2 separate regions of the Mus musculus genome follow, and region 1 is linked to region 2. The links are chromatin contacts, found by Hi-C in ENCODE. All regions are on one chromosome and are shown on one strand. The core of a region is the stretch at or near the end of the contact, and the rest is flanking DNA. Distances in the headings are between cores, read along the strand shown. Region 1 has its middle 20 kb from the start of Gm36199. Region 2 holds the start of Fgd2 (FYVE, RhoGEF and PH domain containing 2).

Region 1 (5,613 bases), core at 785-3,284, 55 kb before region 2:
TTGGTGACAAGTGCCTTTCTTACTCTCTGGAGCCAGCTCCCTCGTCAGAAGCAGACTTGCTCATGTATGTTCGTGTGTAAGGGAAGTCACCCAGTCCCTCCTGCCTGTGAACTTACTTATTTTGAGGTGATTTTCATGTATCCCAAGCATGTCTTTGAACTCCTGGTCCTCCTGACTGTGACTCCAAATTACCAATCATACAAGAATACTGTGTCACCGGGCAGTGGTGGTGCATGCCTTTCATCCTAGCACTTGGGAGGCAGAGGCAAGTGGATTTCTGAGTTCGAGGCCAGCCTGGTCTACAGAGTGAGTTCCAGGACAGCCAGGGCTACACAGAGGAACCCTGTCTCGGAAAACAAAACAAAACAAAACAAAACAAAACAAAACAAAACAATGAACAAACAAAAGAATACCATGTCATACCTGGGCATGGATGCTAGCAAACATGGTTGCCTAAGCTACATCACCAGCCTCCAACGATTGCATTTATCGGACTGTTTCCGTGCAAGCAAGAGGCTGCTCATCACAGTGCTGTTTGCAATAGAAACTCATGGAAGACAGTTCTAGTGTTCAGTGAAACAGCGTGTGCAATTGGCTCTGAGCACCCTGGGTGAATAATGCATGCCTTACTGTGTGAGTGTATGTGTGTGTGTGTGTGTGTGTGTGTGTGTGTGTGTGTGTGTGTGTGTGTGTGTGTGTGTGTAGCGCGCACCAGCATGATCACTGTGCTCATGGAGAGATGGAAGGAAGCCTTGTAAGACTTGATTCTTTTCTTCCACATAGTCACTAGGTGGCTCCTAGTCCACCTAGTGGAGGTGGGCGGGGCAGAGCTTGGACTCAGGTGGCAATAAGCACCTGTAGCAGCTCAGCTAATTGCCTGTCCTCTACCCCACAGAACCGCCCAGCTTCAACAGCCAGCCTCCTGCTTCAGCGGTCTCAGTCCATGAAACTGGAATTACAATTGTGTGTCACTGGGCCTGGCTTATATTGAGTTTTCTAAATTGTCTTTTATTTCTGGTTATGATTTCTCTGATTAGGGGGAAGGGGAAACAACTAATGAGAACACCCCAGTTGTTAGGGAAAAACTAGGGGACAGATGCAGGTTATTCCTGAGCAGGGAGGAGAGTGACCACACCCCCACACACTCCACCCCCCCCCCCATCCCCCAGCTAAAGCCAGGTCCTTATTAGGCAGAGCGGTCCTTCCCCAGCTCAGTTTCCATCAGGAGTCCTTCCCCAAGCAACTCTCCTCCCCTTTTCACCGCGTGGCCAGCTGCAGCCCGCTCTCTCCTGGGGCCTCCCTTCTCCTTGGTAGCAGCGGCCCAGGCCAGGCTGCACATATGTACCTCGTTAGAGGCGGCCAGCACCAAAGCCGGCACATCTGGCTGCGGCGAGACAAAGTGCACTGCGGGGCAGCGAAGGGGAAGGTGCACGTCAGGACAGGGCCGCCGGGGCCGCTGACATCTGGACGGTGGAGGGTGGCCGGTGACCGGCTGCAGGCGTTGTGCTAGCCAACCTGGCCCAGGTCCCTCAGGGCGGCAGCGCTGAACTGTTGCTGGCTGGCCTTCCCCACCTGCAGGCTTTGGAGGCTGAACCTTGCAAAGGATGGAGGGGGCGGGCACTCTGCTGCTTGCGGAGGCTTGAGCCAGGGGATCTACTGTGAGAACAGGAGAGGAACATCGACTACCCAGCTTATGGTGGCCAGGCCCTGTGGCTGCAGGCAGCTGTGGGTCTCTCCTGGACTCCAGGACATCTGCAGGCCCCAGGTTGTATCACATGTCAGCTTCAGGGCCTGAGAAGCTCCGGGTTAGCCACCTGCGGGTTCCTGCCTTCTGGCTGCAGCAGCTGCTCCTAAGGTCCTCTCTGAAGTTGGCCGGAGATGAAAGTCACTGACCAACCAATGAAAGGCCAGAAAGCAACAGCCCAGTCCCAGCCCTTCCCAGCAGCCTTGGTCCACACTAAGTCTCTCCTGGAAGGGACCCCATTATCGTGGGAACGGCCAGTCCTGCTAGCCTATAATCCCCATTTCCCATCCCCATCCCCGTCCTGGTTCACTGCTGTGGGCAGAAGTGGCTATCCTAGAAAGAAGATACAGGGTTAGGGGCAGCCATTAGGATAGAAGCTCAGAGATGAGAGCATCCAGTGAGAGGGCTCAGACTCTTGACTATAAAACAGAATCCCAGACCTTCTCTGAGACAGGATCTCATGTAACTCAGGCTGCCCTTGGACTCACTGTGTAGCCCAGGTTACCCCTGAATTCCTGATCCTCCCTGCCTCCACCTCCCAAGTGCTGAGACTACAGGCACATGCCACTATATCTAGTTTTAGGGTGGAACTTCTTACACAAATAATCTAAGAAGGGGCTGGAGAGATGGCTCCAGGATTAAGAGCACTGGCTGCTCTTCCAAGCCACTTGGGTTCCATTGCCAGCACCCACACAGTGGTGGACATCCATCTGTCCCAGAGGATCCAACACCCTCTTCTTGGTCTTTATGGAGGTAAAAAGATCAGAAGTTCAAGGACATCCTGGGCTTCTGAGATACATAAGACTGTCTTAAAAAATAGACATTAATAAATATATAATCTGTAACAGAGATATAATGTTATTACATACATAACAGGAGGTATTGTTTTATACTTTTGGGAATAATCTTGTCTTTTGAGATGGGGTCTTATGTTGCCCTGGCTGGCCTGGAACTTACTGTTTAGACCAGGCTAACTTCAAACTCAGAGAGATCCACGTGCCTCTGCCTCCTGAGGGCTAGAATTAAAGGCATGGACCACCAATACAACTCTTTTTTTATTCTTGAGGCAGTGTCCTGTACTATAAATTGGGTTGGCTTGAAACTTCACCAGGTAGCCCCTGAAGGGGTGACAATCCCCCTGCCTCAGCATACCAAGTGTTGAGATTCTAAGCATGGACCCAACCATTAGTGCTTGGTTAATTTTTCAATTTATAGAAAAGTGGCAGAGATTTCCTCTAAACCCTTTACCCGTCCACTTCTTCAAAAATTAATGTGTTGCATAACTAGGGTGCAGTTGCCAAAGTTAAGAAATTAACCTTGGCACAGAACCATGAACTAAACCAGACCTTTCCTGATACTGTTTCCCCAATATATATGCGACTTACTGCTTGCCAGTTATCCACATTAGGAAATCAGGAAAATTAGCTAGCTATAGTAGAGGTAGAGGTAGAGGTAGAGGTAGAGGTAGAGGTAGAGGTAGAGGTAGAGGTAGAGAGGTAGAGAGGGTAGGTAGAGAGGTAGAGAGGTAGGTAGAGAGGTAGGTAGAGAGGTAGGTAGAGAGGTAGGTAGAGAGGTAGAGAGAGGTAGAGAGAGGTAGAGAGAGAGGTAGAGAGGGAGGTAGAGAGGTAGAGGTAGAGATAGAGTAGAGGTAGAGGTAGAGGTAGAGAGGTAGGTAGAGAGGTAGAGAGAGAGGTAGAGAGAGGTAGAGAGAGGTAGAAAGAGGTAGAGAGGTAGAGAGAGAGGTAGAGAGAGAGGTAGAGGTAGAGGTATAGATATTTTTCTGGGCATCTGTAATCCTAGAACTTGGGATATGTTGGGATATGTAGGCAGAAGAACCAGTAGTTCAAGATGAGCCTCAACAGTGTTCATATACATATACCTACACTCAGAAAGATACACACACACACACACACACACACACACACACACCACCCCCATACATACACACCACTCCCATACACACACACCACCAAACCTTGGTCTTCTGCAAGAGCAGTGCATGCTTTTAACTGCTGAGCCATCTCTTGCCTCCCTCCTTACATATTTTTGACAACAGAAGCAAGTACCAGTTGTTAAATTTAAGATGAAGTGAATGGTCAGCCGGGTAGCTCAGCGTGGAAAGGCGCTCGCTGCCACGGCTGACCCAGGATTGATCCTTGAAACCCACATGGCAGAAGGAGAGAGCTGATTCCTGCAAGTTGCCCTCTGACCTCCAGGTTCAGGCTGTGGTACTCACACACATGCTCCGCCCCCATCACCCTCCCGCCCTCCCCAAAAGATAAGTGTAAAAACATTTTCCAATTGTACCCATCAGGTTTTGCGCTCCTGACAGTCACTCTGGCCTCAGGTCTGAGGAACTGGTTAGCTCCTCCTGAATGGAGCGCTATAGTCAGTCACTCTTGGAGCCTAGGCCTGCTCGGGGAGCAATTCAATCTATTTTATTTCATTGCTTTGGTGTGTGTGTGTGTGTGTGTGTGTGTGTAAACATGTCAGGTGTCAGTTCCTCTGGAGCAATCCACCTTGCATTTATATTTATTTATTTATTTAATATAGGGTCTCCCTAGCTGGCTTGGAACAAACTATGTAGACCAGGCTGGTCTCAGACTCAGAGGTTCATCTGCCTCCTGAGTGCCAGGATTAAAGACAAAGGTCCACAAAGCTTCTAATTTTTTTTTAATATTTATTTATTTTGTGTATAGTATATGAGTACACTGTCTTCAGAAGAGGGCATCAGATCTCATTACAGATGGTTGTGAGCCACCATGTGGTTGCTGAGATTTGAACTCAGGACCTCTGGAAGAGCAGTTAGTGCCCTTAACCGCTGAGCCAGCTCTCCAAGCCCCTAAAGCTTTTAAAATTTAAAACTACCATGTTCGTGTGTGTGTGTGTGTGTGTGTGTGTGTGTGTGCACTGCAACTGTGCCCCAAAAGCATGCATGTGGAGAATAGAGGACACCTTGAGGACTTGGTTCTGACACATGGGTCCCAGGGATTGAATCCAGGTCGTCAGGCTTGGCAGTGAATGCCTTTCTTCACTAAGCCATCTGGACAGCCCCACCTTGCTGTTTGAGGCAGGGTATCTCAGGATGGATCTGAGGCACATCAATTAAGCCTGCCTAGCTGGCCACTGAGCGCTTGCTACGCCCCTGACTTTGACCTGGGAATTGAACTCTGGTCCTTGTGTCTCTGTGGCAAACACTTCCTGAATGAGCTATCTCCCCAGCCTTTGTCTGTCTGTCTGTTGTTGTTGTTGGGTTTTTCGAGACAGGGATTCCCTGTATAGCCCTGTCTGTCCTGGAACTCGCTTTGTAGACCAGGCTGGCCTCGAACTCAGAAATCCACCTGCCTCTGCCTCCCGAGTGCTGGGATTGAGGTGTGTGCCACCACCGCCCAGCCCTTGTCTGTTCTTTTGTTGAGACATGGTTTCATGTACCCCAGGCTATGTCAGAATTCAATATGTAAACCAGAATGACCTGCGACTTCTGATCTTCCTGCCTCCGTGTACTGTGTGCTGTGATTTCAAGGCCAGGCATGTGCCACCAGAGCCTGCTTATTGAATACCACAAAAGCACACTACCAATAACGTCATTTCCTCCCCGGCTCTCTTGTCTTGCTCTCTGATGGGATTATAGTCAGGAGCCAAAAAGTTTAACTTTTTTTTTTTTTTTTAATGTTGTCTTCTTTTGTAGTTCTAAGAATCAAACTTAAGGCCTGGGTAAGTACTCTCCCACTGAATGACTGGTGTAGCCCTTGACATTTTAGTTATTCAAATCAAGGCTATTTGGCCGCCTCTCACCTTTCCCAAAGCAACCAATGCCAATGCGTTTCCAAAGAGAAGGAGAGACTGGAGGGGGCAGGCTTTTCTATTCA
Region 2 (5,882 bases), core at 511-3,010:
GAGAGACCCAGAGAGCTGAGGTGATTGTCCTGGTCACAGGGCCTGGTGTAGGAAGAAGGACCGAGGTGGCCCATTCCAGACATAGAAAATGGAGTTCCTTGGCCTCAGGGCCTGCAGCCAGGGAGAGGGGGTTGGGTGAGAGGGTGCTGAGTCTCAGGTTTTTCTCCTGTACATTTGGTTTCAGCTTCTGCATTTCTAAGCACTCAGGCCTGTGCCTGTTTCCTCTCTAGCCCTCAGTTTCAGATCAGCTAGGCACCAAGGGCTCCACAGAGAGACGCCTGCATGGTCCCCTTGCTCAGAGCCTGACTCTCACACTCCTGACCACGCTTCTAGTGACCCACTCCTCTGTATGGCTACTCTACCTGCAAGGTGCAGCCAGACACCACTCAGTAGCCCAAGGGCTGGCATCTACATGAGCCTACGCCCCCTCCAGCATGAGTGTGGTGGGCCAAGAGGGCGGTGGGAATGAGCTGTCCCAGGTGCTGAATAGGATGCACTCAGCCAAGCTCCTGGAGAGGCAGAGTCAGGCTGCTCACCCAGGAAGTGAAACTTCTGCAGGGGTGAATGTGGGCTTCCACGTGGAGGCCCCAGGCACCTCCTGTGCATGGCCTGCAGGCCCACAACACAGCGTGGAGGCCTTCCCAGGGCATCTAAAGCCTGTGGCCTGGTGTCTCAGAAGGACGGAACTTTGTATCACAAGTAGAAATCTACCCCTGCATCCTCCACAGAACTCTAGGCACTAAGCTTTGTTCTTGTGGCTCCCGAGGGCTGGGGACTCTGGTGGCAGACTCCTTATCTTCATGTAAGAGTGCTGCTTTACCCAGCATCTAGCTGCTGAAGGCATGGGGACTCACTGTGGTGTACCCGGGTTCTGGAACCCTCTACAACAATCCAGGGCTCAGCCCCTCCCTCCACCTGCCCCTCCTCCCCTCGTCTCTCAGGTCCCCACAGCTTCCCCCTAAGCCTCCTGAGGCCAACCTCTATCTGCTTCCAGAGGACCAAAGGCACTCCCAAACCACAGGCCTGCAAAGCGGTTTCATGTCTCACACTCACGCCCCTCCAAGGCCACTCAGGACCCCTCCCACTCCTGGCTTTGTCTTTTCCCTTCAGACACAAGTGCCAGCACAGCCCCAAAATTCAAAGAAGCTAGTTCCTGTGTCCCCTCTTCTGTTCTCCCTATGATGGGAACCAAACAAGTCACACCCTAGGGCCATCAGAGTAAGCCCTGAGGTATAGAAAGGAACTTAGGAGAGAGGCCTGGTGAGCATGGCTCTGCTTTGTCCCAGTCAGCCACATTCCATCTGTGTCCCGCCTTCCTGTTCCCATTTGTGTCCTGGTGTGAGTGGGATGTGTGTGTGCATGGATTGGAGATCTCCCATGCTCACCCTGTCCAGCTTACTACCACAAGAGCAGTGGTTGCCTGTACTGCCAGGCACCCAGGATGGAGGGACCCCAGGTGCTGCCCCAAAGTACCAGATCAGATAGAAGGGCTCGACCCCTCCCCCACCATCTGTACCTGTTGTTCTCAAACACAGCCACCAGGTTGCACACTGAGTCCTGCTTCTCACAGGCTCGCTCCATCCTGCTAGCCTGCAAGGTGGTCCTCAGTTACCCCAGAAGCAGGGAGGGAGGCAATAGGCTGGTGCCCTCAGCACTCCCTGGCCAGCGGGTGAAGCAGGTCTACCACAGCCTGGAATCTGCCCATCGCTTCTGACTGCCTTGGGGCAGTTCCTATCTTCAGAGTGAAAAAAGAGGAAGTGGTCCCAGTAGCTTGGAAGAGAGGCCAGCACTCCCTACTGTGGGAGGAGCCTGTCAAACTCTCCTTGCTGTGGGAGGAGCCTGTGAAGTACTGCCCGGCCCTCTTGGCATCTGACCTTTACCTCTCAGATACTTCTACCCAGTCCTGTTAGAGAAGGCACGGGCTGTGGCAACAGTGGTCACAGGACGTTTCTGGAGCCGGATCCTGGGATGAGCAGCTTCCTGGATATCCAATTCTCTGCATGGGGGGAAAGGGGACGGCTCAGGGATGTTTTACTTAGTACCATTCTCAGCATCTTCCTTGCATCTGGCGCTGTGCACTGCTGATGGAAAAACAGCTTTTAAATTAAAATGGACCACAGGGTTGGGGATGTAGCTCAGCTGATAGAGAATGCTTGCTTGGCATGCGGGAAGCCCAGGGCTTTATCCTCAGCACTGTAGAACTGGGTATCATGGCACATGCCCATGGCACCCACTTGAGAGGAGAAGTCCAAGTTCTTCCTTGACAACGTAATGAGTATAAGACCAGATTCGGCTACGTGAGACCTGTCTCAAAAAAAAAAATGGGGTCGGATGGGGTGGGCTTTGAGATGGTTCAGGGGTAAGAGTACTTGTAGCCAAGCCTGGCAGCTTGAGTCTAACCCTGGAGCCCCACATGGTGGAAAAAAAATAGACTTTTCCTTTCTTTTTATTTACTTTTATTTTTTATGTGTATGAGTGTTTGGCCTGTGTGAGTCTATTATACCACATTCGTGCCTGGTACCCACAATGGTCAGAAGAGGGTGTTGTGGGAATGGGACCTAGGTCCTTTCTAAGTTCTCTTAACCTCTGAACCAATTCTCCACCCAAAATGCAGACTCTTTCAGGTTGCCTCTGGGCTCCAACCCACACACACTGTATCTCTTGTACTCCTACCCTAAAAAAAACATCTAAAGCTGAACTGGTGGTGGCACACACCTTTAGTCCCAGCACTCGGGAGGCAGAGGCAGGCAGATCTCTGAGTTTGATGCCCACTTGGTCTACAGAGTAACTTTTTTTTTTTTTTTCAAGACAGGGTTTCTCTGTAGCCCTGACTGCTCTGGAACTCACTTTGTAGACCAGGCTGGCCTCGAACTCAGAAATCCACCTGTCTCTGCCTCCCAAGTGCTGGGATTAAAGGCGAGCGCCACCACGCCCAGCTCCAGAGTAACTTTTAAGACAGCTGGGGCTACACAGAGAAACCCTGTCCGGAAAAAAAAAAAAAAAGAAAAATAGGGCAAACAAAACAAAAAACCCCACAGACTGTGAGGATATGCAGGAAGGGGTCCTGTGGTCCCCAACACCTCTTTGGATGCTTTTGTCTTAATGATGTTGATATTTCTCTAGTGGCCCGGGTTGGAGAGCCCCTATGGGTTAGAGCTAACAAGTCTCCTCTCTTTCACTCCCATAGCTGTGTTACACAGTGTGCTCCCTTATCAGAAATGGAGGCCAATGGAAGTCAAGACACCTGACTGAGGTCACCCAGGAAGAACAGGGGAAGAACTGCCATTTCTGAAGCCCAGGTAAGTGTCCTATGACTCCAGCAAAGACCCAGGGAACCTGGAGGGTGACCTCCATGCACTCCATCCTCAGGGTCCCCTGATCACAGCACCCTAGGGAAATCTGCCTCTTGGTCACTCAGGGTTTCTAGAACACGTGACCAGCGCCTCTGCTCTGCTCATTCAAGCTGGAAAGCCATTCATTCATTGCTCTCCCATGGATCCTGAGCCAGGACCCTCCACTGAAGCTAGTCTTTGTCCTCGGATCAAGTGTGAGCCATCCTGGAGCCCAAAGTGCCTGGCAGAGTTTCTGCTGTGGTAGCTGTGAGCCTGGAGCCTCCTGCCCAGCAACCCTGCACCTCTGAGCTCCCCCACCCCCCAGCTGTGTTTGCCACCAGAGGCCAGCCCAGTCCTGAGGACTAAGTCTCACTAATCCCAAATGCAGGGCCTCTGCAAGAGGAGCAAGTGCTCTTAACTGCTGAGCCATCTCTCCAGCCCCACAATGCTAGTTTTATGCCATGCTGAGGATGCAGAGCCGGCCAGGCTCTCTACCAACTGAGCATCGTCCTTAGATCCCCTTGCACTTTTTGTCATAAAAAAATGAAGAACATACCTTAGATCCCCTTGCACTTTTTGTCATAAAAAAATGAAGAACATACACGAGGGTAGACAGAATAGAATAATTCACCCCCATGAGCCCTCTCAGTCCACACCAGAGTTCATTCCCCACCTATGTGTGGCTCTTTCGATTTCCCTTCTGTGTCCTGATTAAGCAAACCCCAAATGCCAAATGACATTATTTCTGTATGTATTTAAAAACCCAGGGGAGATCCAGGACAGCCAGGGCTACAACAGAGAAACCCTGTCTCGAAAAACCAAAACAAACAAACAAACAAACAAACCCAGGGGACTCTTAAGTATCAACACACACTCATGTAAATGGACACATACCTACACAATTACTAAAGTAACACTCGTTTTTTTTTTTAAGATTTATTTATTTATTTATTATATATGTACACTGTAGCTGTCTTCAGACACTCCAGAAGAGGGCGTCAGATCTTGTTACAGATGGTTGTGAGCCACCATGTGGTTGCTGGGATTTGAACTCAGAACCTCTGGAAGAGCAGTCGGGTGCTCTTACCCACTGAGCCATCTCACCAGCCCCAAAGTAACACTGTTTTATTGACATGTTTATACATGTGTACCTACCTATAAAACAAGCAGGGCGGTGGTGGCGCTCCTTTAATCCCAGCACTTGGGAGGCAGAGGCAGGCGGATTTCTGAGTTCGAGGCCACCCTGGTCTACAAAGTGAGTTCCAGGACAGCCAGGGCTACACAAAGAAACCCTGTCTCGAAAAATCAAAAAAGAAACCAAAAAAACAATGTTGCCACTATATTGAATCTCAAGAGATGTTTGATAACAATCTCTCTGTGGAACTAAGTCTCCAGTAAGAACAATGCCAATAGCGGTTAACAAAAAATGTATGTGGGGGCCGGGCAGGGCAGGATACTGAGGCCCAGCCTGACACCTTGAGTTCCATACCCAGAACCCACGTGATAGAAGGAGAGAATTGATTCCTGAATGTTGTCCTTTGACTGCCACCTGAATACCATGGAATATGTACGCATGCATACATACATGCATATGTACACAGCCACATATATGTTTTTGTAAAAGGCATTTTTGCTGTTCTCCGACATACTCCCTGCAGCTGATGGTCACTAAGGGAGAGAGTGTCACTTTCTTTAACAATGTAGCCAGTGACAAGCTGCCCATCATCCAGTGAGCTCTCGCTCATGCTCACACAAGCAACGCTAATTAAGTTAAGCTCAGTGGGTCACATATATTCCGGTAATCCTAGTACTTGGGAGGTGAGGTGGGAGGATCAGGGGTTCAAGGTCATCCTTGGCTACATAGTGAGTTGAGGCCAGCCTGGGCTACATGAGAGCCTATCTCCAAAAACCAATAATAGAACACCCAGGTACAAGTCTGTTCCACGGCCATGCCATGCCTTGTTCCTGAGTTGGCCTGCCTCACAGTGTGTGTGTGTGTGTGGGGGGGGCGTGGGGGATTCCCCTCAGACAATCCCCTGCCTTGGGATGTGACAGCATTTTTGTCACAAATTGAAGAGTCTGGGTCACTTTGATCCTTAAGGGTACTTCCTCTGAGTACTCCAGGTCTTGGGAGACCCCTCTTTGTTAGGGTTCAGCCTCTGCCTCAGCATTGTGCGACGGGGCTTGGGCACGGATGTTCCCAGCCCTGTACCTCGTTGCCCCCCCGCCCCTCCCCCACCCCAGAAGCCTATGGTATAGAATGAACAGTCATCACTCCCTCAGTGCAGAAAGACTGCCTCAGGCCGTGAGCTTCCAGAGAAGGCATCTGCCTCCCCAGGGTGTCCCCTCTTCTGTCCTAATCCAGCTGTCAACCTCACACCGCACCTGCAAAACGACAGGCAAGCCAGGGAGGATGGTCGACATCTCCAGCAAGCTCTCTTTGGCTTCAGCTCCATTGTTACCCCCTAAGGCCTCACCTCCTAGTCTTTGGGAGGCCCTGGGGGGCTGGGGGAGCTTGGTTGATCAATCACGTGTGGGCAGAGGACCACT

Evidence for each region. Hi-C counts contacts between places; a loop is a spot of excess contacts on that map.
Region 1: a loop to region 2 is called in a map of T-helper 17 cell, with 2.5 times the contacts of the local background. The contact joins the enhancer-like site here to the promoter of Fgd2 in region 2. A Hi-C loop is called at or near these places in 1 of 37 maps with a recorded cell type or tissue (T-helper 17 cell).

The regions. Positions count from the first base shown.
Region 1 is chr17:29,412,197-29,417,809 of GRCm38, reverse strand. No RefSeq gene overlaps it. Among named protein-coding and RNA genes, the nearest start is that of Gm36199, 20 kb to the left of the region's middle. Within about 2 kb of position 2,034, at least 2 of the 3 ENCODE cell types and tissues checked have a DNase peak (open chromatin) inside an H3K27ac peak, as active enhancers do.
Region 2 is chr17:29,356,792-29,362,673 of GRCm38, reverse strand. It overlaps Fgd2 (FYVE, RhoGEF and PH domain containing 2), which reads right to left and starts at 1,760. Exons shown (of 16, transcript NM_013710.4): 1 at 1,517-1,760. The coding sequence starts at 1,581.